Linked DNA regions of Homo sapiens: all the other regions are linked to region 1. Evidence: read pairs that join two places in POLR2A ChIA-PET (ENCODE). Cell type or tissue: OCI-LY7. All regions are shown on one strand. Links, peaks and the distances in the headings refer to the core of each region. The heading gives the core; the rest is flanking DNA. Region 1 overlaps PRKRIP1 (PRKR interacting protein 1). Region 2 overlaps CUX1 (cut like homeobox 1). Region 3 overlaps SH2B2 (SH2B adaptor protein 2). Region 4 has its middle 7.9 kb from the start of CUX1.

What was found. Peaks named below come from ENCODE experiments on the same cell type or tissue, not always from the same donor. Only the 100,000 strongest peaks of a DNase experiment are listed, where the experiment ranks them.
Region 2: POLR2A ChIA-PET joins it to region 1 with 8 read pairs; 2 of 35 experiments call an interaction of 5 or more read pairs at or near these places.
Region 3: POLR2A ChIA-PET joins it to region 1 with 6 read pairs; 6 of 35 experiments call an interaction of 5 or more read pairs at or near these places.
Region 4: POLR2A ChIA-PET joins it to region 1 with 19 read pairs; 1 of 35 experiments calls an interaction of 5 or more read pairs at or near these places.

What each region holds. Positions count from the first base shown.
Region 1 is chr7:102,422,545-102,430,098 of GRCh38, forward strand. It overlaps PRKRIP1 (PRKR interacting protein 1), which reads left to right. Exons shown (of 6, transcript NM_024653.4): 6 at 2,470-4,122. The coding sequence ends at 2,567. LOC100630923 (LOC100289561-PRKRIP1 readthrough) reads left to right here. Exons shown (of 9, transcript NR_038967.1): 9 at 2,470-4,138. Among named protein-coding and RNA genes, the nearest start is that of ORAI2, 7.3 kb to the right of the region's middle. RefSeq lists enhancers at 3,020-3,923, 3,094-3,603, 4,084-4,373. In OCI-LY7, for the core only: a CTCF peak has its summit at 5,390; DNase peaks (open chromatin) are centred at 1,857, 2,477, 3,467 and 4,217; H3K4me3 peaks cover 3,163 bases; H3K27ac peaks cover 4,000 bases.
Region 2 is chr7:101,857,939-101,865,492 of GRCh38, forward strand. The region is part of intron 1 of CUX1 (cut like homeobox 1); the gene reads left to right. Among named protein-coding and RNA genes, the nearest start is that of CUX1, 44 kb to the left of the region's middle. RefSeq lists an enhancer at 2,921-3,634. In OCI-LY7, for the core only: no CTCF peak of the experiment used is centred there; DNase peaks (open chromatin) are centred at 2,583, 3,073, 3,493, 4,483 and 2 weaker places; H3K4me3 peaks cover 3,868 bases; H3K27ac peaks cover 4,000 bases.
Region 3 is chr7:102,308,404-102,315,529 of GRCh38, forward strand. SH2B2 (SH2B adaptor protein 2) reads left to right here. Exons shown (of 9, transcript NM_001359228.2): 4 at 412-503; 5 at 5,933-6,024; 6 at 6,109-6,279. Among named protein-coding and RNA genes, the nearest start is that of MIR4285, 19 kb to the left of the region's middle. RefSeq lists an enhancer at 1-498. In OCI-LY7, for the core only: no CTCF peak of the experiment used is centred there; no DNase peak of the experiment used is centred there; H3K27ac peaks cover 2,431 bases.
Region 4 is chr7:101,806,509-101,812,888 of GRCh38, forward strand. No RefSeq gene overlaps it. Among named protein-coding and RNA genes, the nearest start is that of CUX1, 7.9 kb to the right of the region's middle. In OCI-LY7, for the core only: no CTCF peak of the experiment used is centred there; no DNase peak of the experiment used is centred there; H3K27ac peaks cover 1,076 bases.

The DNA.
Region 1 (7,554 bases), core at 1,824-5,823:
TTGGCCAGGCTGGTTTTGAACTCCTGACCTCAGGTGATTCACCGGCCTCGGCTGTTGAAAGTGCTACGATTACAGGCGTGAGCCACCACGCCCAGCCTAATTTTTGTATTTTTATAGAGATGAGGTTTCACCATGTTGGCCAGGCTGGTCTCACACTCCTGACCTCGAGTGATCCACCTGCCTCGGTCTCCCAAAGTGCTGGGATTACAGGTGTGAGCCACTGTACTCAGCCACAAAATTATTTTTAAATGTTATATTTACCTTCAGGCTATGTGTGTGGGGTATATATGAAACATAAGTGAATTTCATGTTTAGACTTGGGTCACATCCCCAAGATATCTCATTGTGTAGATGCAGATATTCCAAAGTCTGGAAACATCCGAAACATCCGAAATCTGAAACACATTTGGTCCCGAGCATTTTGGATAAGGGATCTGCAGCCCATACTGCATTTTCAAAGGCTTTTCAGCCACGGGGAATGCTTCCAGTCCTCCTCTGTTGCTCCCTTCCACAAACATCCAGCTCAACGAGTATTGTATTCATCAGAAGCAGAATTAAAGATCAGACCCTATGCTCTTTTTTTTTTTTGAGACAGAGTCTGCCTCTGTCACCCAGGCTGGAGTGCAGTGGCGCTATCTCGGCTCACTGCAACCTTTGCCTCCTGGGTTCAAGTGATTCTCCTGCCTCAGCCTCCCAAGTGGCTGGGATTACAGGCGCCCGCCACCACGCCTGGCTAATTTTTGTATTTCTAGTAGAGATGAGGTTTCCCCCATGTTGGTCAGGCTGGTCTCAAACTCCTGACCTCGTGATCCATCCACCTCGGCCTCCCAGGGTGTTGGGATTACAGACATGAGCCACCGTGCCCGGCGCCTTATACGATTTCTGCAGACAACATAGGCAGAGGCTGAGAGAGTCAGAGAACACGTTTGAGCCTGGGTCCCTGTCTTAGTGAATAGGAGATCTCGAGCAGCAAGTTCCTCCACCTCTCTGGGTCTTTTATCTTCTTCATCTGTAAAATGGATATATAAGAGTGGTACTTACCTCATAGACTATTGTAAGAATTAAACAGGGTACTCTATGTACAGACTTAGCACAGTGCTTCCATGTAATAGTGTTGGACAAATATTAGCTATTAAAATATCCTCACCATTTAAACTTTAAAAAAAAAAAAATCTGTGCCCAGGCTGCCGTGCAGTAGCATGGCTCACTGCAGCCTTGAACTCCTGGGCCCAGAAGGTCCTCCTGCCTCAGCCTCATGAGTAGCGAGGACTATAGGCATGTGTCACCAGGCCATTTTTTATAGAAATGGAACTCGCTGTGTTGCCCAGGCTTGTCTTGAACTCCTGGGCTCAAGTGATCCATCCTCCTCAGCCTCCCAAAGTGCTGGGATTACAGGTGTGTGCCATTGCACCCGGCTTCCCCGTTTGAACTTTCAAAGCTAATCATGCTGTGTGGTATGAGGTTGAGGGGAAAAAGGGATGCCCCAAATTAATGAAACTAAATCTTCCAGATGCTTTCGCCAGCGCCGTGCGTGTTCTGTGTTCTTTCTGCGGTCCCATCCTGGGTATGACAGTGAATTTTAGGCTGGGCTGTGCCTTTGGCTGTGCAGGGCCTCCTGCTTAGAGGCCCTTTGTCTGACCTTTGGTGACACAGCAGTAGCAGCGCTCAGGGTCTGTAGTGGGCGTGTGGGTGGCCAGGGCAAGCCCTGCACATGTGCCTCAAGGAGCATTGGCTGGCCCGGGTGAGCCTACCCATTTGTGAGTTGCTGAGGCCACCGTGCCTGCGGCCGGCGTCCTGGCATGGCTGAGCCGGGCCATCTGCTGCCTTGTGGTCTCTGCCTCTGCCTTTCCAACTCTCACTTGTCCTCCTGCTCCCGCGTGAAGAGGGGGAGGGGAGGAGTTGGGAACACGTCCTCATGCTCGGCTTCTGGCTGGCAGTCATGATGGGGGACAGGGAACCTGTGCTGCTCACAGGTGTCAGGAGGGGCTTCCTGGGCCATGCTTGGGAGGAGCTGGGAAGCTGGCGTATGTGTGGGGGGCAGAGCCCTCTGCCACACAGGTTTCGGAAATCCTTTTGCAGACGGCAGTGAGAACTTGAGACTTCAGTGAGAGTGTTGTCAGCCTGGCGTTAGTGTTGAAGAGCTGGGTCGGGAAGTTGCCCACCCAAGAGGCAACTTGAGCCATGTAAAAGTAGTGCGTGGTTTATGGGGTGTCGGGTCTTGCGTGTGCCTCTGGGCCTTTGGGTAAAGATGGGGTGCACCCGTGAGAGCAGTGGTAGATCAGGTCTGTGAGCCACCCTTACTCCTGGGGAATGGCTCAGAGGACTGGTGGACGTGAGGCATGACCCTGGTTTCTTGCCATGCGGTCTAGGAACAGGGACTTTTGACTTCCCATCAGCTCTCCTCTTTGAAAGCACCCTTGACCCTGAACGATTTTGCATGTCTGTAATTTGAATGTCGTGTGGTTACAGGACCCGGTCAGCCCAAGGAGCAGGGGTCCAGCAGCTCTGCGGAGGCATCTGGAACAGAGGAGGAGGAGGAAGTGCCCAGTTTCACCATGGGGCGATGACAATGTTTGCCACAGCCTCTGCCTGGAACCTGGCTCGTGCTGTGACCAGAAGGGAAAGGCGGCTGTTTGGCTCTTTCTCCCCCGCAAGGACCCGCTGACCCGCTGGATGGAGAGCAAAGGAGACCCCTCCCGAGCCGCTCACAGTCCTGTATTTGGCAGGTTTGGGAGCCTGAGGGGCCATCTCCCTGACACTCAGAGGCACTGCCTTGCAGACACCATCCGTGCTCCTGGTAAAGGGGGACAGAGAGCCTCACCTTGCCACATATTTGAACAGTGATGAGTTTGGGGCTGGTTTCTGGGAAGGGAACGTTTATTTAGTAAAGAGCAGAACACCCTTGCGTTTTGTTGGGACATGTGGACCGTGAGTCGCAAACACTCTGGAGAAGGCTGAGATGCCACCATTCCCACGGGGACTGAAGACACATTACGTGGACCTGGTCCCAGGCTCAGTGAGGAGATGGCCTCAGCTGTGGGGCTGGTCCATGTTGCCCACTCACTCCAGTGGGAAGTGGGGACCACGCCATAGAGGGTCTGCTCCCACTGCAGCTCCCGGTGCTCTCGTGTTCTGGGAAGGCCTGGGTGTGTGCACAAGGAGGCCCGGGCCAGGGACTTCACCAGGGGCTGGGTCACAAGGGCACAGGGTGTGTGGAAAGCGCTGTGGGGGAAGAGCCGGTCACCGGAGAGTGAGCAGGCGGAGACTCCAAGCTGGGCTGAGCCAGAGCAGAAGGCGAGGGATTCCCAGCCGGACGGGGGTTCTCTCACCAACAGCTGTGATTTCATCCCGAAGTGGAAGGGGGTCTAAACAGAACAGGCTGAGAGAGGCGGGACTGGGTCAAGTGGGTGGAGCTCCTCCTTGCATGACTGCAACTGTCGGGGCTTTCCGCCGGCTCACAGCAGTTGGGGCCAGCGGGGAGAAGAGAGGCGGAACTGCTGTGTCCTCATGTGGCGCAGCCTCAAACTGGCATCCAGGCACTGGGCCCATGCAGAGAAGGCACCTGCAGAGAGCAGGGCAGCCCGGCGCAGGGGCATGCGCCTAGAATCCCAGCTACTCGGAAGGCCAAGGCAGGAGGACCGCTTGAGTCCAGGGATTCAAGGCCAACCTGGGCAATAGAGCGAGACCCTGTCTCTTAAAAAACGATGATGATGAACACAGAGGACGGGGCACTGTGCTGGGAGCCAGGGGGCCTGGGAGGAGCCGAGACCAGCCTTTTACCTCGGGGTTTTGAGGCCAACAGGGACGACAGAGACAGTTTCTAGTTAGAGCCTTGGCTCCATTTTTGGATGATTTAGCCCCGAGTTCCTGAGTCTATTTTATGCCCCTTACGTACTTTGATAGAACTAAGGAAATAGTGGTTTTGAGTGAAGGGAAAGGAAACCCAGAAACATTTTACGTTGCTTTTACTTCTGTAGTGTAGATTGCCCCGGCCCCTCTCTGAGCCCTGTAGCATCTGTGATAGCTTCTGTCCCTTCATCGGTTCATGTCACAGGGATTTTCTTTCCCAGGAAGCGGACACGGAGAGTCAGCCCTAATAAATGAGCACATGCCCTGGCTGTACATTTTGAAACCTGTTTTTCTCTGTCTGGGACTGGCTGGTTTGTGTTTCGGTTTTAGTTCTCCTATCTTTGGACTGTTGGTTTCCATCCCTCTCCCCACCCCCACATGTGTCACAGCCCCTGCCCTGAGTCTGCAACCTGGAGCTTGTGGGCCGCCTCAGTGCTGGGGAGGGTGCTGGGGCTTGGAGCCTGATGACCTGGCTTTGAATCCTGCCCCTGCCTCTGGTAAGCCAGGGGACTGTCAGCAAGTCCCTTCCTGCCTCTGCCAGCTCACTGGGCCAAGAGAGACAGTCGCCACAGGTGTGTGTTGGGTGGGTGGGCACATGGCGACACAGCAGGATGCCAGGTTGCGGTGGGCTTCACCCCCACGGGGTGCAGGAGATGATATTTAGGCAGGACATGTCCTGTAGCCATTTCTGGCCATTAGTACTAGGTCATCAGGACCTTAAGTTGAGAGATTCTTTCTTCAGGGCATCACTTATTTAGGAAAAGAAGAACAAACAGATGTCATCATTGAGAAAGGATTGGGTGATACTGAGAGCCCCTGCCCTCCCCCCGACAAAAAAAACCACCATTAGGGGAGAATCATGAAGTAATGTCCCTCATTGCTCATGGGTGGGAAGGAGTCTGGAACTGAACACAGAGGTGTAGGTAACAGAATCGTCTCAAACAAACTCACACACAAGAATTCTTATGGCCAGGCGTGGTGAGCTGACGCCTGTAATCCCAGCACTTTGGAAGGCCGAGGCAGGAGGATCGCTTGAGCCCAGGAGTTTGAGACCAGCCTTGGCAACACAGTGAGACCCCATCTCTACAAAAAATTTTAAAATTATCTGGGCGTGATGGTGCGCACCTATAGTCCCAGCTACTTGGGAAGCTGAGGTAGGAGGATCCCTTGAGCCGAGGAGTTGAAGGCTGCAGTGAGCCGTGATCACTCCACTGCACTCCAGCTTGGGTAACACAGTGAGACCCTGTCTCAAAAACAAATATATCTAGGTTCCCTGGTGATGCCCCTGTAATTCTGCATCATTTACGATTCATGCCCAAATAGACATTTAAACAGGTATTTTACTGTTTAAACAGGAGATTCTACTACAGAACCCGCCCCTTTAATTAGTTAACTTCGAGACAAGGGCTTGCTGTGTCCCCCCGGCTGCAGTGCAGTGGCGCCATCATTGCACACTGCAGCCTCCAACTCCTGGGCTCAAGCATTCCTCCCATCTCAGCCTCCCAAGTAGCTAGGACTACAGGCATTCACCACCATGCCAGCCTAATTTTTGTTTGTTTTTGAAACAAGGTCTGGCGCTTTTGCCCAGGCTGGGGTGCAGTGGCGTGATCTCGGCTCACTGCAACCTCCACCTCTCGGGCTCAAGCCATTCTTACACCTCATCCTCCCAAGTAGCTGGGACTACAGGTGCGTACCACCATGCCTGGCTAATTTTTGTATTTTTTGTGGAGACAGGGTTTTGCCATCTTGCACTGGTCTCCACCTCCTAAGTTCAAACAACCCTCCCACCTCAGCCTCCCAAAGTGCTGGGATTATAAGTGTACACCACCGAGCCCTGCCCTGTTACTATTTTAAATTTATTTCGCTGTTTCCAACATTTATATTTTGGTAAAAAACAAATTAAAATTGAGTTAGAGGAGTGTTCTACTAACTCTTGGAAATAGAACTCAGGCCAATTCTTTTTCATTCATGGTGGAGACACGTGTTTTCTCCTTCTCCCTCTTGGAAGTTAATTTCTGTTTACTATTTGGTGTACTTGACTAAAGTTAGCTACGATTACCATATATTAACATATATTTCAGTAGAGAGAACACTCTTGGAAATTAACCTGGAGCGAGTTCCAGGAGGCCGTTTCTTGTTTTCTTACTCCACAGAATGTCACAAATCCACTGGGTGTGGTGGCTCTTGCCTGTAACCCCAGCACTTTGGGAGGCCTAGGCAGGAGGATCACTTAAGGCCAGGAGTTCAAGACCAGCCTGAGCAACATAGTGAGCCCCACATCTCTAAAAAATAAAAATTGAAAAGTGCACCTGGCCTAGTGGCATAGTCCTAGCTACTTCCAAGGCTGAAGTGGGAGAATCACTTGAGCCTGGGAGATTGAGGCTGCAGTGAGCCATGATTGTGCTGCCGCACTCCAGCCTGGGTAACACTAAGACCTTGTCTCAGAAGTAAAAGGCTGGATGCAGTGGCTCACACCTGTAATCCCAGCACTTTGAGAGGCCAAGGCAGGTGGATCACCTGAGGTCAGGAGTTCGAGACCAGCCTGGCCAACATGGTGAAACCCCATCTCTACTAAAAATGCAAAAATTAGCCGGGCATGGTGGCCAGTGCCTGTAATCCCAGCTACTGGGGAGGCTGAGGCAGGAGAGTTGCTTGAACCTGGGAGGCAGAGGTTGCAGTGAGCCAAAATGATGCCACTGCACTCCAGCCTGGGCAACAAGAGTGAAACTTCGTCTCAAAAAATATAATAATAAATGAAAAAAAATAGCAAATGTTTATTGAGCACCAACTAAGTGCAAAATCCAAGGGATTCCAAGGCCCATTGCTAGGCACTGGGGATGGTGGTGGACAAGACACAGTCCTTGCCTTCAGGGGGCTCCAGGTCTGAGCAGGAACAGGATTGGGGAGAGCAGCACAGCCTGCTGTGTGGGCACCTGACCCAGGCCTCTGCGAAGGCGAGCGCTGAGCTGAAGTCAGGTGGCTCAGGAGAACAAGAGTGCCCAGAAAGCGAGCTGGGGAGGGAGGAGGCGCCCTGCCATGGCCTCAGACCCTGTTAATCAGGGGACTGGAGTCTCAAAGGCCACAGGGTAGGGGCTGGAATGGAGAGACATGGGGGACCTTTGAGTTTGTGGAAGGGGACAGGGCTCCTGCCTTGCCATGCAGACCAGAGGTGATGGTGGCCTGAGTTAGTGCAGAAGCAAGTGGGGACAGGGAGAAGTAAGGGAGAGTCCAGCAATGTGGAGGTGGGAGAATTGTCACGACCCGATGGGGAGAGGACTCATGGGTGCCAGCAGCTGAGTGGGTGAGGGAACCCTTCTGAGACAGCTGACCCAGGCGGTGGGGCAGGAATGCGAGGGAAGATGACAGATTCGGCTGTGGGCCTGGTAAAGTGGAGGGCCCTAGGCATATGTGCTGGGAAGAGAGATCAAGGCTGAAGGTGATGATGGGGTTGTCAGGCTGCCCTGGTCCTTGGAACTATGGGAGTAGATGAAACCAGTCAGGGAGGAGCAAAGAGAGGAGAGGGACCCAGACAGAACCCTGAGAATCGCATATCGAGGGGACAGAAAATGGGGGGACAAGCAGGCAGACTCACTGGAGCCAAGGAACAGGGTTTCCTGGTAGAAGGAGGGGTCCCCGATGACAGGGCTGACAGCTGAAACATCCTCTGGGTTTAGGCAGGCAGATCAGCTGAGGTCAGGAGTTGGA
Region 2 (7,554 bases), core at 1,598-5,597, 560 kb before region 1:
ATGGTGAAACCCCGTCTCTACTAAAAATACAAAAATTAGCCGAATGTGGTGGCACGCACCTGTACTCCCAGCTCCTCGGGAGGCTGAGGCAGGAGAATCACTTGAACCCAGGAGGCGGAGGTTACAGTGAGCCAAGATGGTGCCACTGCACTCCAACCTGGGCAACAGAGCGAGACTCTGTCTCAAAAAAAGAGAAAACAGAACATACTATTTTTGTTGTTTCTGAGGAGTAGGGTTTCTTACCAGGGAACCTGCTTTAAAAAAATGCAGTATGTAGATTCCTTAAGAATAAAGTTAAGCAGCAGCTAACCAAGCACATGGCTAAAAACCCGGCCAAGAGCATTGTAGTATCTGGTTTTGGGGTTGGTGGTGGGGATCCCATTTTAGAGGCCGACTTTGGTTTGTGATGGTTAGGTTTTACTTTCTTAGGTCTCAGCTCACATGTCCCCTTCTCAGAGGAGCCATCCTCACCCATCCCTTCTTGGTCCCTCCCGCCTTCCCTGACTTTTTCTTCTTCAATGACTTATCTGCACATGATCCCCTACTTATAAAACCTGTGTCTTCCACTCCTCTCACCCGAAAGAATGTTTGAATTCTGAAAACAATGACTTTGTTCTTAGCACCCACAACAGCAAATGCTCAGTGAGCCCTATGTTGAGTGAGTTAGTTGTGAGCTGTGGTGGTTTAGTGAGGGTATACTTTGGCCCTTAGAATGCGAATGCCTTTTTTTTTTTTTTTTTTTTTTGAGATGGCGTCTTGCTCTGTGGCCCAGGCTGGAGTGCAGTGGCACGATCTTAGCTCACTGCAACCTCCGCCTCCCAGGTTCGAGAGATTCTCCTGCTTCAGCCTCCTGAGTAGCTGGGATTACACACACTCGCTACCATGCTCGGCTAATTTTTATATTTTTAGTAGAGACTAGGTTTCGCCATGTTGGCCAGGCTGGACTCAAACTCCTGACCTCAGGTGATCCGCTTCCCTCGGTCTCCCAGGGAATGGCTGTTTAATCACAAGAAAGTCTTCCCTTCATGCGTTGTGAAAACCAGCAGTATTTTAATTGAAGAAATCCGGTATTGTTTGGCTTTCTAGATTTGGAAGTAGGTCAGGTGGCTAATGATTGAAAATGGACCGGCAACCAGAGGGCCTTTGGAAACTCTAGCTCGACTTCAGGCTATAGTTTTGTTTATGCCCTTGTCACTAAAGGCACTGCCCATGAGAGCTGGGTTTGCAGTCCCTGCTGAGCCTGGGGTTGAGAGCAGAGCCCTAGAGTAACTCAGCAAAGGCATCCCTCCCTGCACCTGAGCTGGGGGAGAGGCGGCTTATGATTAACTCAGCGATGTCTCAAATGCCATTTCTAGAGGCTGAACACATTAACTTTTAAAAAATGATTTAAAAATTACCAATTGACCGTATCCGGGGCTGAACCTGCGTGATTCAGCTTCTTTTAAAAATATCTTTTCTCAACAAATTGCTTCCTTAACATTTTAATTTGTTGATCATCAAGGAAGCTTGCCAAATATTAGCTGTTCTTTTCCATTTCCTACCGCCTCAAGCTTCCCGTATTTGGCCTATTTCAGTGGAGCTGTAAGGTCACTCCCTATTTTTCTTCCCAAATAACTGTATTTATTACTGTCAGGTATTGGCGGGTTTGATCCAGCTGTCATCAGAACGTTTGGAAATACCGTTTTTTGCCAGAATGCTGATTTAATGATCTCATACTGACATGGCTTGTTCTCTCTGCAGACTTGATAACTTGTTGAATATGTTCCCTCTTCTTATTGAGCAATGGTGCTTTTTGAAAATTTTTCCCAGCCAGAAGGCTTCATGGGTAGTATCTTTAAGATCCTAGCAGAAGGTTGCTTTTCTCTCTCTCTCTCTCTCAGTCCTTTCTTTTTCTCTTTTCTTTGCTTCTTTCCTTCTTTCCTTTTTCTTTCTTTTCTTTCTTCTCTTTCTTTCTCTTTTCTTGGCTTATTTCCTTCTTTCCTTTGTCTTTCTTTGCTCCTTCCTTCCTTCCTTTTCTTCCTTCCCCTTTCTTTTTCCTTCCCTCCCTCCCTCCCTACCTTCCTCCCTTCCTTCCTTCCTCTCTCTTTCTGTCTCTCTGTCTCTGCCTGCTTTTTCCTCTCTCTCTCTGTCTCTCCCCCCTTCTCCCCTCTCCTATCCTCTTCTTCCTTTTTTCTTTTTTTGGAAGGCCCAGATTAGTAGCAGAGACTCTCCTTGAAGGGGATAGATGCATTGTCGCTGTTTGGTATTTTGAACAGATTCTTAAGAAAATGTTTTCCTGGTGGAAGATTTCAGACACACATGAGGTGAGAATAATGAACCCTGTGTGCTGCCCCCAGCATGATCAGTTCCAAACTATTGGCCTGTCTAGTTTCATCTCCGCCCCTGCCTACTCCTGGAATTTTGAAAAGGACATCATATTATTTTCTCCATAAATATTTCAGTATGTATCTCTAAAAGATAATGTCACTTCGAAAAAAATACCTAATACCACGATCACACCTAAAACATAAATGAACAATATGAAGGATGAGTTTCTGCTGTGTGGCATGGCAGAATGATGCTCTGTGGGGTCCCAGGGGAGAGGTGAGCTAAGTTCAGTGTGTCACCTGCTGTCACCTGCCATCACCTGTCCCAGGGCCTGGGGCTAGCCACTGCTCTTTTGTGAGCCTCAGTTTCTTCATCTATAAAACTAGAGGATTGTACTAGTCTGTCTGTCTTTCCTTCCTTTCCTCCCTTTCCTGTCCTGTCCTGTCCTTTCCTTTCCTTTATCCTCTCTCTCTTTTATCTCCCCTTCCTCCCTTCCTTCCTTCCTTCCTTCCTTCCTTCCTTCCTTCCTTCCTTCCTTCCCTCCTTCCCCTCTCTTCTTCTCTCTTTCCTTTTTTTAAAGAGACAGAGTCTTGTTGTGTCACCCAGGCTGGAGTGCAGTGGTGCAGCCATAGCTCACTGCAGCCTTGACCTGGTAGTCTCAAGTGATCCTCCCACCTCAGCCTGTGAGGTTCCGGGAACACAGGTGGGCAACACCATGCCTGGCTAATTTTTAAATTTTTTGTAGAGACAGGCTAGTCTTGAACTGGCCTCAAGCGATCCTCTTGCCTCAGGCCCCCAAAGTGCCGGGTTTATAGGCTGAGCCACTGCACCCGGCCTGCACTAGTTTTTTTTGTCTCTAGAAATCTGCATCTCTGAATGTGTTAGGTCCTGACCTGCTTTAGAACGGATCTCAGCCACCCTGCTCCTTCGAACCCACATTTCTGCCCCGTGTCTGCTGGTCGCAGGAATTGGCACATTTTCCTTTAGCTGCGCCCACCAGTCCTTGCACGCATACTCCTGGTCACTTTTTTAATGTCTGGCAGATGGTTTCAAGTGCAATGGCGTCTCTGCGTAATAGTTGATTCTCTAAAGAACAGAGTCTACTAAGTGGAAGCTGCGTTTCCACATTTAGCAGTTAGCTGTTAAGAGCCAGTAACAGGTGCAAATTTGCAACCCGTTTTTTCCCCAATCTTTTGGAATGGAAATGGTTCAGTCATTTGAATTTAACAAACTGCCTGCCCGGCATGCACTGCAGATGCTGGGCTGCAAAGCTGGTTTTGGTGCTGGTTGGCCCCCTGGGTGCCCCTGTCTACTGAGGGTGGGACAGGCGGAGGACTGGGGGCTCAGTGCTGCAGAGGCACATGTAGGGTGGGGTGGGGTGGGGTGGAGAAGAAGTCCTGACCAGTCCTGATTTGGTGGTGCTGGTGCTTATGGGCTAGTGAGATTTCTGCATGCCCAGGCTGGCTGGTAGCCATGTGTCAGTCACTCATAATCCCAGTACCAGAGTTATCATCACCCCTAACTTTTTTTTTTTTTTGAGACGGAGCCTCACTCTGTGGCCCAGGCTGGAGTGCGGTGGCACGATCTCGGCTTACTGCAACCTCCACCTCCCGGAGTCTCCCTCTGTGGCCCAGGCTGGAGTGCAGTGGCACAATCTCGGCTCACTACAACCTCCACCTCCCGGGTTCAAGCGATTCTCCTGCCTCAGCCTCCCACGTAGCTGGGATTACAGGCGCCTGCCACCATGCCCGGCAAATTTTTATATTTTTAATAGAGATGGGGTTTCACCATGTTGGCCAGGCTGGTCTCAAACTCCTGACCTCATATGATTCGCCCACCTTGGCCTCCCAAAGTGTTGGGGTTACAGGCATGAGCCACTGTGCCCGGCCACCCCTAATGTTTTGATTTATTTCCTTTGAATTTTTTTTTCTCTGAATAAATGGATTGATGATATCTATTGACATAGTCAGAAACTCAAGAAACATCTATGGAGCATCTAGCCATGGAGCAGACACTCCTGTTGGTCTCGGGGGTGTGTGGCGGGAAGGTCAGAGTCCTTCTAGTCCTCCAAGAGCTTCCAGTCTGGTGGGTCCCTAGAATATAATACATTGTGTGTTGTCGTAGGCGGGACTTGCACGCTGTGCAGTTGGCTTTACGGTTGACACCAGGCCACCAGTGGCCTCCTCCGCCTGCCCTTCCAGCCTGCGGTTGTCCTTCAGCTGCTGCCTGTGAAATGTGATCCTTTCCATAAGTCCCCAGCACAGAGACTGGGAAGGCAGTTTCTAAGAAGGCCCTTCTGTTGGGCTGGCTCAGAACCTGCCCCCTTTCCTCTGACTTGCCTATAAAAAGGTGGGTTTTTCCTCCTGCCTATAAAAAGGTGGGATTTCACACTGACATAATTTACATCGAGGGACATATTAAACCTGGTGTAATTTGCAAGTGTGCCCTGAACACGTTTCATCATCAGGCTCGTTGTGGAGACCACGGTGTCCCTTTCCTTCCCATCGTAAGTCCCCGGTGTGTGTGTGTGTGTGGAAAGTTTAGAGCTCCCAAAGTTTAGAGCTCAGAGAGGATAAAGACCCGTATTACTAAACTTATCAGGAAAATGTGGCTTCAGATTATTTTTTTTCACAGCAATAATTGCATTTCATGTATTTTTTTTTTTTACTTATTACAGAAAATTTCAAATATATACCCAAACAGAAGAAGATCATGAATGCTTTTGTGTCCATGACTCAGCTTCAATAATAATTATTTACTTGTCGCTGGCCTTGTCTTATCTGTAACTTTCTCATCGCTCACCCGACTTAAATTTTGAAACAAATCCCAGACATCATATCTTTTGCCATCCACAGATACATCAGTGTGTATCTCTAAAAGAGAAGGACTTTGCAAAAAGTACAACCACAATACCATTAGCACACCCTCGAAAAATGACAAAGATTCATCAATATCAGCTATCCAATATCAAACTGCCACTTTCCCACAAATGTCATAATTAAAAAAAAATTTGTTTCAATCAGAACAAGAAAATCCAAGTGAGATTCAAGAGTCCCGCTGGGACTGGTTCATGTGTCTTTGTCTTTTGAGAGTTCTTTTTTTTTTTTTTCTTCTTTTTTTTTTGAGATGGAGTCTCCTTCTGTCGCCCAGGCTGGAGTGCAGTGGCATGATCTTGGCTCACTGCAACCTCTGCCTCTTGAGTTAAAGCGATTCTCCTGCCTCAGCCTCCCGAGTAGCTGGGATTATAGGCATGTGCCACCATACCCAGCTAATTTTTATATTTTTAGTAGAGACGAGGTTTCGCCATGTTGGCCAGGCTTGTCTCAAACTCCTGGCCTTAAGTGATCCACCCGCCTCGGCCTCCCACAGTGTGGGGATTACAGGTGTGAGCCACTGCGCCCAGCCAGGGCTCTTTTTATATTGCAAAACTGAAACTCTGCACCCATTAAACAATAACACTCCATTTCTTCCCCACCATGCCCTGGCAACCATGATTCCACTTTGTCTCTATGCCTTTGACCACTCTAGGTCCCTCGTCTAAGTGGAATCATACAGTATTGTCTTTCTGTGACTGGCTCAGTTCACTTAGCACAGTGTCAAAGTTCCTCCATGTCGTAGCTTGTGTCAGAATTTCCTTTCTTTCTAAGGCTGAACAATATTCCGTGGTGTGTGTATACCCCATTTTGTGTATTCATTCATCAATCAGTGGATGCTTGCGTTGCTTCTACCATTTGGCTGTGGTGACACTGTGTGAACTCTGGTGTGTATATATCTCTTCAAGACCCAGTTTTCGTTTCTTTTGAGTTTATACCCAAAAGTGGAATTCTGTTTGGGTTGCACCATTTTAAATTCCCACCAATGGTGCACAAGGGTTCCAATTTCTCCACAGCCTCGCCAGCATTTGTCATTTTCTGGATTGTTTTTTTTTTTTTGGAGACAGGATCTCACTGTGTTGCCCAGGCTGGAGTGCAGTGGCACAATCATGGCTCACTGGATCCTTGACCTCCTAGGCTCAATCAATCCATCCACCTCAGCCTCCTGAGTAGCTGGGACTATAGGTGTGCACCACCACACCCCGCTAATTTTTATATTTTTTTGTAGAGATGGCGTCTTGCTGTGTTGCCCAGGTTGGTCTTGAACTCCTGAGCTCAAGCGATCCTGCTGCCTTGGTCTCCCAAAGTGCTGGGGTTATAGGGGTGAGCCACCATGCCTAGCCTGGATTTTTTTCTTTTTTAATGGTAGACATCTTAGTGGGTTTAAGGTGGTATCTCATTGTGGTTTTGATTTGCATTTCCCTAATAGATAGTTATTTTTATTTTTATTTAAAGGGAGTCTCGCTCTGTCGCCCAGGCTGGGGTGCAGGGGTGCTATCTTGGCTCACTGCAACCTCTGCCTCCTAGGTTCAAGCAATTCTCCTGTCTCAGCCTCCCGAGTAGCTGGGACTACAGGCGCACACCACCATGCCCAGCTAATTTTTATATTTTTAGTAGAGATGAGGTTTCACCATATTGGTCAGACTGGTCTCGAACTCCTGACCTCAGGTGATCCACCTGCCTTGGCCTCCCAAAGGGCTGGGATTACAGGCATGAGCCACTGTGCCCAGCCTAATAGATAGTTATTTTTAATACTTATTTAAGCTTCATGTTTCAACTGGGGGTGCTTCATGATATATTAATATTTAATGAGCCACCTTAATTATTTCTAAAAAAGTAAAAAAGGGAAATACTATCTCCCACATGGTATTATTCATGATGTATATCTTTTTTTTAAATGTTTTGTAGAATCGGACCAAAATCAGACCAATCCTCTCAGTTTATCACAAAGATACCAAAACCCAGAGAGAATGAGGCTTTGCCTTAGCCTCGGCCCTGGGAGATAGAAGAGGAGCCTGGGGCCTGGGTTCCCCCTGCCGTGGCTGCCCAGTCCTTCCGCTGACACCATTTCGAGGTCCCCTTGTGGAACTTCTGTGGGAGGCCAGGTGCACAAAGTCCGGTTTGTTGAGCTACAGATGCCCGCCAGCAGTTGCTGTTATTATAGACTGGTTGTTCTGATTTGTCAAGAAACCCAGAACAACTGTTTTTCTTCTTTGCAGTGGATGTGTGTGCACATGACCTTTTGAGAACATATTTCCTGATGTGGTGGAGGCACTGATGTTCGTGCAGACTAGCTAAGTTAAATCTTCATTTCTTTCAGCTGAAATTGCCTGGCTGCTCCTTTAAGAAGTGCACTGTGTGGAGTTATCATGTT
Region 3 (7,126 bases), core at 1,001-5,000, 110 kb before region 1:
AAGCCCCCCTACTCAGTGTGCTTGGCCAGCCTGTCTCTCCACTCAACTTGAACCCCACCCCTGGGGTGCCAGGGCATGGGTTGGGGATGCTGGGCCACCCATCCCTCCCCCTGCCAGCATGGCCTCCTCAGAGGCTGTGTCTCTAAGGCAGAGGAGCTGAGATCAGTGGGGTGGGACATATCCCCAGTGGGGAGGCCCAGAAGGGAGGGAATACAGAGTGTGAGCTGGGTCCCTGGCCTGAGTTCCAGGTGGTGCCCGATGGTGACCCCACTTTCTTTCCTGCTGCTCATGCCCTTGAGCCCTGCTGTGGGAGAGGGGGATCAGCCATTTGAGCCACTCTGACCCTATGTCCTGTGGTCTGGAGCCCATCTGCTGACCGTGTTCTGCACTCCCGGCCACCTTCCTCCCCAGGTAGAGAATGGAGCCGAATACATCTTGGAGACCATCGACTCTCTGCAGAAGCACTCGTGGGTAGCTGACATCCAGGGCTGCGTGGACCCCGGGTGAGTGTCCAAGTGGCCCGAAGATGGGTGGACAGGCTGGGTATATCCTTGGTCCAGCCTTCACCAGGAGCAGCTTCCTAGCAGGGCGGGAGCTCAGCTTGAGAAATGAGCAATTCAATGCGATTCAGGTTGGTGCCAGCCAGGATCACCCTCCTTTAAAATACCCCCTACCTCCAATCGCCAGCAGACTCTGTGAGGCCTGCTCTATGGGGCCAGGGCCTGGGGACCTGGAAGGAAGTTGGACCAGGTCTTGTCTTCACCCCAAGAGAGCCTCAGAGCACTGGGAGTTGGGCAGAGATGGCAGTGAGTCCCCAAAGGGCTGGGGGCCTGGTGCAGTGGCTCACATCTGTGACCCCAACACTTTGGGAGGCCCAGCTGGGAGGACCGCTTGAGCCAGGAGTTCAAGACCAGCCTGGGCAACATAGCCAGACCCTCTCTCTCTCTCTCTCTTTTTTTTTTTTTTTTTTTTTTTGAGACAGGGTTTTGCTCTGTTGCCCAGGCTGGAGTGCAGTGGTGTGATCTTGGCTCACTGCAATCTCCGCCTCCCAGGTTCAAGCAATTTTCCTGCCTCAGCCTCCTAAGTAGCTGTGATTACAGGCGCCTACCACCATGCGCAGCTAATTTTTATATTTTTAGTAGAGACGGGGTTTCATCATGTTGGCCAGGCTGGTCTCGAACTCCAGACCTCAAGTGATCCGCCCAACTCAGCCTCCCGAAGTGCTGGGATTACCGGCATGAGCCACTGTGCCCAGCCAACCCTGTCTCTTAAAATAAAAAAAAATAGAGAGAGCTGGAGAGAGGCTCCTAACCCAGCCCTGGGCTCAGGTCAGGGAAGAGTTGCTGTTAGGCGTGCTCACCTAACCCAAGGCTTAAATAAAGAGTGGACCAATGCCAGGCAGAGGAAGATGGGAGAGGGCAGAGAGAAAAGCCCAGCAAAAAGAGTGGAAATGGAACTGGGCACGGTGGCATGCATCTGTTATCCCAGCTACTCAGGAGGCTGAGGCTGGAGGATCACTTGAGCCCAGGAGTTGGAGGCTGCAGTGATCTAGGATTGCACCACTGCACTCCAGCCTGGGCAACAGAGCAAGATCCTAACTCTTAAAAAATAATAATAAAAATTTGGCCGGGGCCAGGCACAGTGGTTCATGCCCATAGTCCCAGCACTTTGGGAGGCCGAGGCAGGCGGATCACCTGAGGTCAGGAGTTTGAGACCAGCCTGGCCAACATGGTGAAAACCCATCTCTACTAAAAATACAAAAATTAGCCAGGCATCGTGGCGGGCATCTGTAATCCCAGCTACTCGAGAGGCTGAGGCAGGAGAATCGCTTGAACCCGGGAGGCAGAGGTTGCAGTGAGCTGAGACTGTGCCATTGCACTCCAGTCTGAGCGACAGAGCAAGACTGTCTCAAAATATTAATAATAATAATTTTAAAAGGTGTGCAAGTGTACAAGCACCTGGGACTCGCAGGGAACATCAAGGCCTTTGGGGTAGCCAGTGAGGAGGAGATTTTGATGAGAGCTCAGGAAACGGGTAGGTCAGGGACAATGGGAGCCATGGCAGGTAATAGGCAGAGGGCAGTTACGGTCAGCTGTGAACAGGAAGAGCAGCAAGAAGGTTGGCTCCACCATCCAGGAGAGATGCCAGGCCAGGAGTAGGAGGGATAGGCAGCCCGACAGGCTGAGCAATTGGCAGCAGCTCTGCTGGCTAATGGGGTGAGCCAAGCCCCGGGGGGAAGGGCCGCTGCTTTCTAATTAACAGCTTCATTTAAAGAAACACAATTAAGGTCCTGGGCGCCTCCCAGGCCCTGATCCACAAAGTGATTGTAATCCCTCCTCCACCGCCCTCCGGACCATCTGCTCTGCAAACTCTTTCCCCAGCCGCTGTGAAGGTGAACCTCACTTAGTGGAATTTTCGAGCTGGCAGGGTCCCAGACACCTCATGTCACAAATCGGGAGAGAAACCTTCCCACCCTCTGAGGGTCTGCACGGGATCCCAGGAGGAGCCCAGCCCCTCAAGGATAGTGGGCAGGGATCATGGGCCCTCAGTGGGGACTGTCCACTCAGTGGTATCCGGGCCAAGAGAGAGCCTTCCCCTGGGCTTTCTGAAGTTTCAGTGGAAAATCAATTTGCAAATGGCAGATAAATGAGAGAAAAGGCATACAAATTTATTTATTTATTTTTATTTTATTATTTTATTTTTTAGAGGTAAGGTCTTGCTCTGTCACCCAGGCTGGAGTACAGTGGTGCAATCAAGCTCACTGCAGCCTCGACCTCCTGGGCTCGACTGATCTGCCTGCCTCAGCCTCCCAAGTAACTGGGACTGTAGGCACATGCCACGATGACTGGCTTAATTTTTTTTTTTTTTTGAGATGGAGTCTCGCTCCATCATCCAGGCTGGAATGTAATGGCACAATCTCAGCTCACTGCAACCTCCACCTCGCAGGTTCAAGCAATTCTCCTGCCTCAGCCTCCCAAGTAGCTGAGATTATAGGCACCTGCCAACAAGCCCAGCTAATTTTTATATTTTTAGCAGAGACGGGGTTTCCCCATGGTGGTCAGGCTCGTCTCGAACTCTTGACCTCAGGTGATCTGACAACCTCATCATCCCAAAGTGCTGGGATTACAGGCGTGAGCCACTGCAACTGGCCTTTTTTTTTTTTTTTTTTTTTTTAGAGACGGGATCGGGATCGTGCTATGTTGTCCAGGCTGGTCTTGAATTCCTGGGTTCAAGAGACCCGCCTGCCTCGGCCTCCCAAAGCACTGGGATTACAGGCATGAGCCACAGTGCTTAGCTGCACAAGGCAGATTAATAGGAGAAAAAGCATGTAAATTTATTTAACGTGTATACATAGGAGCCTTCAGAATGAAGACTCAAAGATACAGGGGAGGGCTGGGCGTGGTGGTGCACGCCTGTAATCCCAGCACTTTGGGAGGCTGAGGCAGGCACATCACCTGAGGTCAGGAGTTCGAGACCAGCCTGGCCAACATGGGGAAACCCCATCTCTACTAAAAATGCAAAAATTAGCTGGAGGTGGAGGCGGGCCCGCTGTGATCCCAGCTACTCAGGAGGCTGAGACAGGAGAATTGCTTGAACCTGGGAGGCGGAGGTTGCAGTGAGCTGAGATTGCACCACTGAACTCCACTGGGTGACAGAGTGAGACTCAGTCTCAAAAAAAAAAAAAAAATCCCAGGCATGGTGGCTCATGCCTGTAATCCCAGTACTTTGGGAGGCCGAGGCAGGCGGATCACGAGGTCAGGAGTTTGAGACCAGCTTGGCCAACATGGTGAAACCTCATCTCTACTAAAAATACAAAAATTAGCTGGGCCTGGTGGTGGCATGCACCTGTAATCCCAGCTACTTGGGAGGCTGAGGCAGGAGAATCACTTGAACCTGGGAGGCAGAGGTTGCAGTGAGCCGAGATCACACCACTGCACTCCAGCCTGGGCAACAGAGGGAGACTCTGTCTCAAAAAAAGGATACAGGGAAATGGTCCATTTTTATGCTTAGGTTCAGCAAAGTATGGACAGCAGTGTAGAAAGAGGATTGGATACAAAGGGTAGGATCTAAAGGGAATAGACTGAGCAGGGGACCCAGCCAGGCCTGTCTGTCCAGATTCTTCTTGGCCTCTCTGAGTAGCATTCCTTCCTTCTGGGTGTGGGACAGAACCCTATCTTGAATGGGGGTCTTATGACCTACAGTCAAACCAGGCAGATTGGGTAATTTCTTTCTTTCTTTTTTTCTTTCTTTCTTGCTTTCCTTTCCTTCTTCCGTTTCTTTCTTTCCTTTTGTTTTTACTTTTTTTTTCTGCTCCGTTGCCCAAGCAGGAGGGCAGTGGGGCATGATCACAGCTCACTGCAGCCTCCAACTCCTGGACTCCATTGACCCTCCTGCCTCACCACCACGCCCAGCTAATTTTCTTTTATTAAGATGAGATTCTCAGGGCCGGGCGCGGTGGCTCATGCCTGTAATCCCAACACTTTGGAAGGCCAAGGTGGGCGGATCACCTGAGGTTGGGAGTTTGAGATCAGCCTGGCCAACATGGAGAAACCCCATCTCTACTAAAAATACAAAATCAGCCGGGCGTGGTGGTACATGCCTGTAATATCAGCTACTCGGGAGGCTGAGGCAGGAGAATTGCTTGAACCCCCGGGAGGCAGAGGTTGCAGTGAGCCAGGATTGCGTCATTGCACTCCAGCCTGGGCAACAAGAGCAAAACTCTGTCTAAAAAAAAAAAAAAAAAAAAAGACGTGTTCTTGCGGCCAGGTGCAGTGGCTCACGCCTGTAATCCCCACACTCTGGGAGGCCAAGGCGGGCAGATCACCAGTTTGAGACCAGCGTGGCCAACATGGTGAAACCCCATCTCTGCAAAAAATACAAAAAAAAAAAAAAAATTAGCTGGGCATGGTGGCGCATGCTTGTGATCCCAGCTACTCAGGAGGCTGAGGCAGGGGAATCACTTGAACCCGGGAGGCAGAAGTTGCGGTGAGCTGAGATCGTGCCACTGCACTCCAGCCTGGGTGACAGAGCAAGACTCCCATCTCAAAACAAACAAACAAACAAAAAAGATGGGGGTCTCGCTATGTTGCCCGAGCTGATCTCAAACTCCTGACCTCAAGTGATCCTCCCACCTCAGCCTCCCAGAATGCTAGGATTACAAACATGAGCCACTGTGCCTGGCTGGATAATTTCTTTATGACAAGTTTTTACATAGAATATTTTTAGGTTGGCCGGGCGCAGTGGCTCACGCCTGTAATCCCAGCATTTTTGGAGGACGAGGCAGGCAGATCACGAGGTCAGTTTGAGACCAGCCTGGCCAACACAGTGAAACCTCATCTCTACTAAAAATACAAAAAAATTAGCCGGGCATGGTGGCAGATGCCTGTAATCCCAGCTACTCAGGAGGCTGAGGCAGGAGAATCGCTTGAACCCAGGAGGCAGAGGCAAAGTGAGCCGAGATCGCGCCACTGCACTCCAGCCCTGGCAACAGAGTGAGACTCCGTCTCAAAAAAAAAAAAAGAATATTTTTAGGTTTTATGACTACGTTTTGGGAAAAGGGGTTCTGGTTTCTGTGACCCACCTTGGGAAAAAGGGACTTTTGTTTCTCTGGTGCCTCTGGGGAGAAGAGGACTGAGAGACAAGTAGGCAGGAGAAGGTCAGAGAAAAACTTTTTTGTTCGAGGCTGCTGCTGAGGACTTTGTTTTGCGGTATTGTTTTCTGAGCCCCAACAGTGGCCTGGTCAATCACACGGTGGCCACAGAGCCAGTGTAGGGTGGGACAGAGGGACATGGAGGCAGAGGGAGGTGACCAGAGCCAGGAGGCCTAGATGCTGGGCCATGGGACTGCCAGCCACTGCCTGGCCACATAAGTAGCCTGTGGTCCGAGTCCAAGTCCCACGGCAGGACATGGTTTCCATTTCTTGTCTCCACAGTGACAGTGAGGAAGACACCGAGCTCTCCTGTACCCGAGGAGGCTGTCTGGCCAGCCGCGTGGCCTCCTGCAGCTGTGAGCTCCTGACTGATGGTAGGTAGGGGGACAGGGTTGAAGGAGGGGCACACTCAGGGTGGACAGATAAAGATACGTGCATCTTACCTGCCACTTCCCCAGCAGTCGACCTGCCCCGCCCCCCAGAGACGACAGCCGTGGGTGCAGTGGTGACAGCCCCCCACAGCCGAGGTCGAGATGCCGTCAGAGAATCCCTGATCCACGTCCCGCTAGAGACCTTTCTGCAGACCCTGGAATCCCCGGGCGGCAGCGGCAGTGACAGCAATAACACAGGTGCCAGTGGGGACAGCCTGCTCTTCCCATCCCACCTCTCCTGGACCCCCACCCCCAGCCATGGCCACCCATGGGCTCCCTAAACCTTGCTAAGCCTCAGAAGCTGTGACATCTCATCCTCCTGGGTCCTTCACACGTCTCCGAAGTACTTCTGGCTTTTGTAGACTGGTCTAGGAACCTGGCCCCTCCCACTGGACCCAGTTTCAATAGAAAATGTTCACAGGGGCCGGGTGCGGTGGCTCACGCCTGTAATCCCAACACTTTGGGAAGCCAAGGCGGGCGGATCACCTGAGGTCAGGAGTTTGAGACCAGCCTGGCTAACATGGCAAAACCCCGTCACTACTAAAAATATAAAAATTAGCTGGGTGTGGTGGTGCACACATGTACTCACAGCTACTCGGGAGGCTGAGGCAGGAAAATCACTTGAACCCGGGAGGCGGAGGTTGCAGTGAGCCAAGATCACGCCACTGCACTCCAGCCTGGGCGACAGAGTGAGACTATGTCTCAAAAAAAAAAGAAAGAAAAGAAAATGCTCACAGGGGCTGGGTGCAGTGTCTCACACCTGTAATCCCAGCCAGTGTTTTTTGAGGCTGAGGATCACTTGAAGCCAGGAGTTTGAGACTAGCCTGGACAACATAGCAAGACGCTATCTGTACAAAATTTTTGAGACAAGAGTCTCACTTTGTTGCCCACGCTGGAGTGCAGTGGCGGATCACAACTCACTGCAACCTCCACCCCCAAGTCCAAGCAATTCTCACGTCTCAGCCTCCCGAGTAGCTGAGATTACTGGTGCCCGCCACCTCGCCTGGCTCATTTTTGTATTTTTGGTAGAGATGGGGTTTTGCCA
Region 4 (6,380 bases), core at 702-4,701, 620 kb before region 1:
CACAGGAGTTTGAGAACAGCCTGAGCAGGATAACGAGACTCTGTCTCTACAAAAAATTTAACAATTAGGCTGGGCGTGGTGGCTCACTCCTGTAATCCCAGCACTTTGGGAGGCCGAGGTGGGTGGATCACGAGGTCAGGAGATCAAGACTATCCTGGCCAATATGGTGAAACCCTGTCTCTACTAAAATACAAAAAATTAGCCGGGCGTGGTGGTGCGTGCTGGTAGTCCCAGCTACTTGGGAGGCTGAGGCAGGGGAATAGCTTGAACCTGGGAGGCGGAGGTTGCAGTGAGCCAAGATCATGCCACTGCACTGCAGCCTGGCAAGAGAGCAAGACTCCATCTCAAAAAAAACACAGACAACTTTTAACAATTAAGCATGGTGGTGTATGCCTGTGGTTCCAGCTACTTGGGAGGCTGAGATGGGAGGATCACTTGAGCCTGGGAGGTTGAGACTGTAGTGAGCTATGATCATACTACTGCACTCCAGCCTGGGCAGCAGAGCGAGATTGTCTCAAAAAAAAAGTAAAAACAATTAAAAGAAAAAAGAAGACAAAGATCTCGAAGATCCAGTTCAGCAGTTGGTATTGTGTCTGCTGCCTTCCTCAACTTGACCGTAATGACTTCAATTTCTCTCAAATGCCTTTGTTTTTATGTTCACTTCAATTAGCGCTAATAGAACAATACTTCGCACCTTCATAAGGTCTTTCCTTGGAAAGCTCCAAAGCATTTTACAAGAAAGTGTTAATTATTCCCATTTTACAGGCCCGAAACCTGAGGCAAAGTGAAACAGTGACTCAGTGGCAAAATTAGGATGTGATTTTCCCTCTCTGTTTTCAATTGCCTACTATAATCACTAGATCACAGGACCCCTTTTAGGTTAGAGTTAAGTTACTGTTTAAAGAGATGACAGGCTGGCACGGTGGCTCACCTCTGTAATCCCAGCACTTCGGGAGGCCAAGGCAGGTAGATCACCTGAGGTCAGGAGTTCAAGACAAGCCTGGCCAACATGGTGAAACCCTGTCTCTACTAAAAATATAAAAAATTAGCTGGTTGTGGTGGTGGGCACCTGTAATCCCAGCTACTCAGGAGGCTGAGGCAGGAGAATCACTTTAACCCAGGAGGCGGAGGTTGCAGTGAGCTGAGATCATGCCATCACACTCCAGCCTGGGCAACAAGAGTGAAACTCTGTCTCAAAAAAAAGAAAAAAAGAAAAAAAAAAAAAAAAGACCGGGCGCAGTGGCTCACGCCGGTAATCCCAGCACTTTGGGAGGCCAAGGTAGGTGGATCACGAGGTCAGGAGTTCAAGACTAGCCTGGCCAAGATAGTGAAACCTTGTCTCTACTAAAAATGCAAAAATATTAGCCGGGCATGGTAGCGGGCGCCTGTAATTCCAGCTACGCCAGAGGCTGAGGCAGAGAATTGCTTGAACCTGGGAGGCGGAGGTTGAGGTTGCAGTTAGCTGAGATCGCACCACTGCACTCCGGCCTGGGCGACAGAGTGAGACTCCGTCTCAAAAAAGAAAAAAAAAAAAAGATGACATAGGCTCTAATGTGTCCTTATTTTAAATAACATTTACTATTTCCCTGCATTATACAGGTGGTATGTACTCATGTAGAAAATACATAAAATATAGAAATAAGGCTGGGTGCTGTGGCTCATCCCTATAATCCCAGCACTTTGGGAGGCCGAGGAGGGAGGATGGCTTGAGGCCAGGAGTTCAAGATCAGCCTGGGCAATATAGAGAGACTCTGTCTCTACCAAAAATTGTTTAAAAAAAATTAGCAAGGCTTGGTGGTGTATGCCTGATGACTTGAGCCCAGAAGTTCGAGGCTGCAGTGAGCTATGATTGTACCACTGCCCTCCAGGATGGGGAACAGTGAGACCATGTCTCAAAAAAAAAAAAAAAAAAAAAAGAAAGAAAGAAAAGAAAAAATATTAAGGAAAATAAGTCACTTATAAATTCATCATCCAGAGACACCCACTCTTAGGAGTTAGCCTTTTTTTTCCCTAGCATTCTTTCTTTCTTTTTTTTTTTTTTTTTGAGACAGTCTTTAACTGTTGCCCAGGCTGGAGTGCAGTGGCGCGATCTCAGCTCACTGCAACCTCCGCCTCCAGGGTTCAAGCGATTCTCCTGCCTCAGCCTCCCAAGTAGCTGGGATTATAGGCACCTGCCATTGCACCGGGCTAATGTTTGTATTTTTAGTAGAGGCGGGGTTTCACCATGTTGGCCATGCTGGTCTTGAAGTCCTGGCCTGAGGTGATCTGCCGACATCGGCCTCCCAAAGTGCTGAGATTATAAGCGTGAGCCACCATGCCAGGCCCACACAGGCTTTTCAAATTATACAAGTGTGTGTGCCTGTGTCTGTGGGTGAATATTTTAATAAGAAAAGTAAGTGCCAGAGTCGATGCCTACTTTCCTTACTTCTTCCTTCTGCCATTCACCTCTCTCTCACAAAAATAAAATGTTGACATCCCCTTAGATTCTACCCTAGTTAAAGCTAGCTTCTTAAACCTCTAAAGATATTATAATACAGACTCTCAAAAACTGACACTACATCAAATATTTCACGTGCATGGAGCTTGAGGGAGTGAAAAAGTTTTCTACTCCTGCTAGAAATACGAGCTTTTCTATTTCCTATTTTCCACTGGAACAACCTTTCTCTTCTCTCTTTTTTTTTTTTTTAAGTCAGAGTTTTGCTCTTGTCACTGAAGTGCTGTGGTGTGATCTCAGTTCACTGCAACCTTCACTTCCTGGGTTCAAGCGACTCTCCTGTCTCAGCCTCCCGAGTAGCTGGGACTACAGGCAGGCGCCCACCACCATGCCCAGCTAATTTTTGTATTTTTAATAGAGACGGGGTTTCACCATGTTGCCCAGGCTGGTCTGGAACTCCTGACCTCAGGTGATCCACCCGCCTCGGCCTCCCAAAGTGCTGGGATTACAGGCATGAGCCACCGCGCCTGGCCGGAACAAGCTTTCAAAATCTTGCAAACCACACTTACTCAGGAAAAAAAACAATATACAATCTGACAGTGCTTGTGACAAAAGAAAATCTAATTATATTTCATGAAAACAAATCTTCATTCAACACCAACTGTATAACTGTGGAGACGTGTCACAAAAGAGGGTGTAGAAAAATATTTTGCTTTGTATGATGAATACAACTGGAAAAAAAAAACCCAACCCATGTCTATACCCTACATGGCCTAGCACCAGGGACATAGTTGTCGTTTAAAATATTGGATGGCAAACTTCTGTTATAAGAGCAATATTAATAATGAAACTCAATATAAATAAAACGCCCATGGTTCATATCTCCCAGGAGGAAAGCAAAGAAATTAGTATAAGTCTGAGCACAGAACTTGAACTTTACATTAAGCAAGTTAATAATAATATTTATATAGTGTTTTACATATCTCAAGCCCTTTCAAGCTACTGTTACCCTATTAATTTCTAGTGATTCAGTAATGACATCAGTGAGAGTCACAGAAGATGGCATTTATTTTAATTGTGTACAGGAAATGGGTAATATGACCTCTCTGTGGGAGTCTCATGATGTGGGGGAGATAAAAAAGGAAAAGTGAGATTTGATATTCGAATAAACTCAAAATATCAAGAAAATGTAGGCCCGGGTGTGGTGGCTCACGCTTGAGAATTCTAGCACTTTGGGAGGCCGAGGTGGGAGGATCCCTGGAGACTGGGAGTTGGAGACCAGCCTGGGAAACTCTGCTCCATACAAAAAAAGAAGAAAAAAAATAGCCAGGCATGGTGGCACATGCCTGTGGTCTCAGCTTAGCAGACTGAGGCTGCAGTGAGACATGATGGTGTCACTGCACTCCGGCCTGGAGTACAGAGTGCAACTCTGTCTCAAAAAATAAAGAAAAGAGGTCAGGCGCGGTGGCTCACACCTGTAATCCCAGCACTTTGGGAGGCCGAGGCGGGTGGATCACTTGAGGTCAGGAGTTCGAGACCTGCCTGGCCAACATGGTGAAACCCCATCTCTACTAAAAATATAAAAATTAGCCGGGCCTGGTGGTGCATGCCTCTAGTCCCACCTACTCCAGAGGCTGAGGTGGAAGAATCGCTTGATCCCGGGAGGTGGAGGTTGCAGTGAGCCGAGATCGCGCCACTGCACTCCAGCTTGGGCAACAGAGCGAGACTCTGTCTCAAAAAGTAAATAAAAAATAAAATAAAATAAATTAAAATAAGAGAAAAGAAAACCAAATTTATATTAGAATATAAATTTGGTAAGAAAGAGATTGCAGCCAGGGGTCAGTGGCTGGTGAGATGGGCTTTGGAAGCTTGTGTGATAACAAAAGCTCCAGGTCTCTTGTCAGAAACTTGAATGTCCCAAAGCAAGGAGGAGTCAAGTCCATTAAGCTTGATGTATTTTCTTCTTTTTTTTTCTTTTTCTTTTTTCTTTTCTTTCTTTTTTTTTTTTTTCTGAGATGGAGTCTCACTCTGTCACCTAGGCAGAGTGCAGTGGTGTGATCTCGGCTCGCCACAACCTCCGCCTCCCGGGTTCAAGCAATTCTTCTGCTTCAGCCTCCTGAGTAGCTGGGATTACAGGCACACGCCACCACACCCAGCTAGTTTTTGTATTTTTATAGAGACGGTGTTTTACTATGTTGGCCAGGCTGGCCTTGAACTCTGGATCTCAAGTGATCCGCCTGCCTGGGCCTCCCAAAATGCCGGGATTACGTGAGCCACCTTTCCGCCATAGATGTATTTTCAAAGTGTAAGCCACCACCATCTGAGAGGCCAAGCTGTACACTTTTTTTGTTTAAGACAAATCGGAGAGAACAGAACATAATCATTAGAGGTGTCGAAAGATACCTAGAGTGAATGTCATTAACATATGCTGTCCAGAAGTGGAAAGAAGGGGGAAATGGTGGGCCAGACATGAAGTCTTTGAAGATTTCCAAAAGGAGACCGAGAAATGCTGTCACCAGAGTCAGGGTGGGAGGGTGGTCAACAGGAGTCTACTGTTTAGAAATCATTACAGTTTGTTCTTACAAGTTGGGCAGGTTTTTGGTACAATTATATAACTGCACATACATTCAGGGTATTGAAATGAATGATGTACTACTATACATGTAATTACATGTAGCAAAATGTATACTTTTATTTGGTGGGTATTTACATATAGTACACTGAATAGTGTACTTAAAAATAATTAACATAAAATATTCTTTTAAAAACAGAGCAATTAAAAGTTGTTTGGTTTTCTTGAGCTCAAAAAATAAAAGAATCTGGAATCTTCCTTTCATTTATTCAAGTAGTCTATGCCAAATCATTCTAAAAGGCAGTCGCCAAAGACAAAAGAAAGAGTCATTCTCCTCTGTTATTCATAATCTTTTGATTTAAGGAAAAGGGATTTTCAAATGTAAAGTGTCTCAAAACTTCTGTCTGGTCTTAGTCCTAAATTTAAAACATTTACAAATTCAGGCAGCTTGAATTACTACCTCGATATAATTTTGAACTTCTATGTTTGTAAAATTGAGATTCTCCACATAACTTTTTATTAAGAGTATGATTCCTTTATACCATGCATCAAAATAGTCATATCTTTATGTTTATTTATGAATAAATTACGATAGAAGCATTTAGCATTATGAATTGTTTCTGATTATCCAAAATATTTCTTGTTGAAAACTATTTGAAACTCATTCTAGTTTGGATGCAAAAAAAAAAAAAATTCAGAAAATGCATTAAGGTTTTAGAACGAACCTCTTGATTTTTCCTTTGAAGTATATCTGATTTCTGAGTTTTTTTCATTTTCCTTCTAGCTTGGTAAAAATTATAGATTATTCCCCAACTTTTCTTGGGGATAAAGTTTCTTAACTTTAGGTGAAATTTAATTGTATGAGTCCATAATAAAAGATCTTGTGTGGGATAAAGAAAATGGATTTTTAAAATAATGCCTTACAGTGTAAGACATTTTTCAATTTGGAAGAAATTCTTGATAGTTAATTCCTTCAAGGAATTAGGTGAAGTATAACAGAACAACTTTTAAATTTGAATCTTTAGAAAACAACGCGACACATTTTCACTTCTTGGAGCTGCCAAAAGAGGGCCAATTTAGTAGTAATTACCCATATTTTGGAGAATTGGACAATTTTTTTTTTACTTTAGTGGATTTAATAAACTATATGTGGATGTCAGGGAAAGGAGAATCCACTAGTGTTAGGAAGATAGGAAAGAATGAACTCCCAAAAGCACTTTACAATTTTCTGCAAGTTAAATTAGTTAGTATTATCACATCCCTCATGTGGCTACTTACTGCTTTTTAGGCAAAATAAAATGGGCCAGAAAAGAAATTTAGGAATTCTGGGCTCAAATATTAATTATTTAGTTACCTTATTTGGGGCTAAGCTGT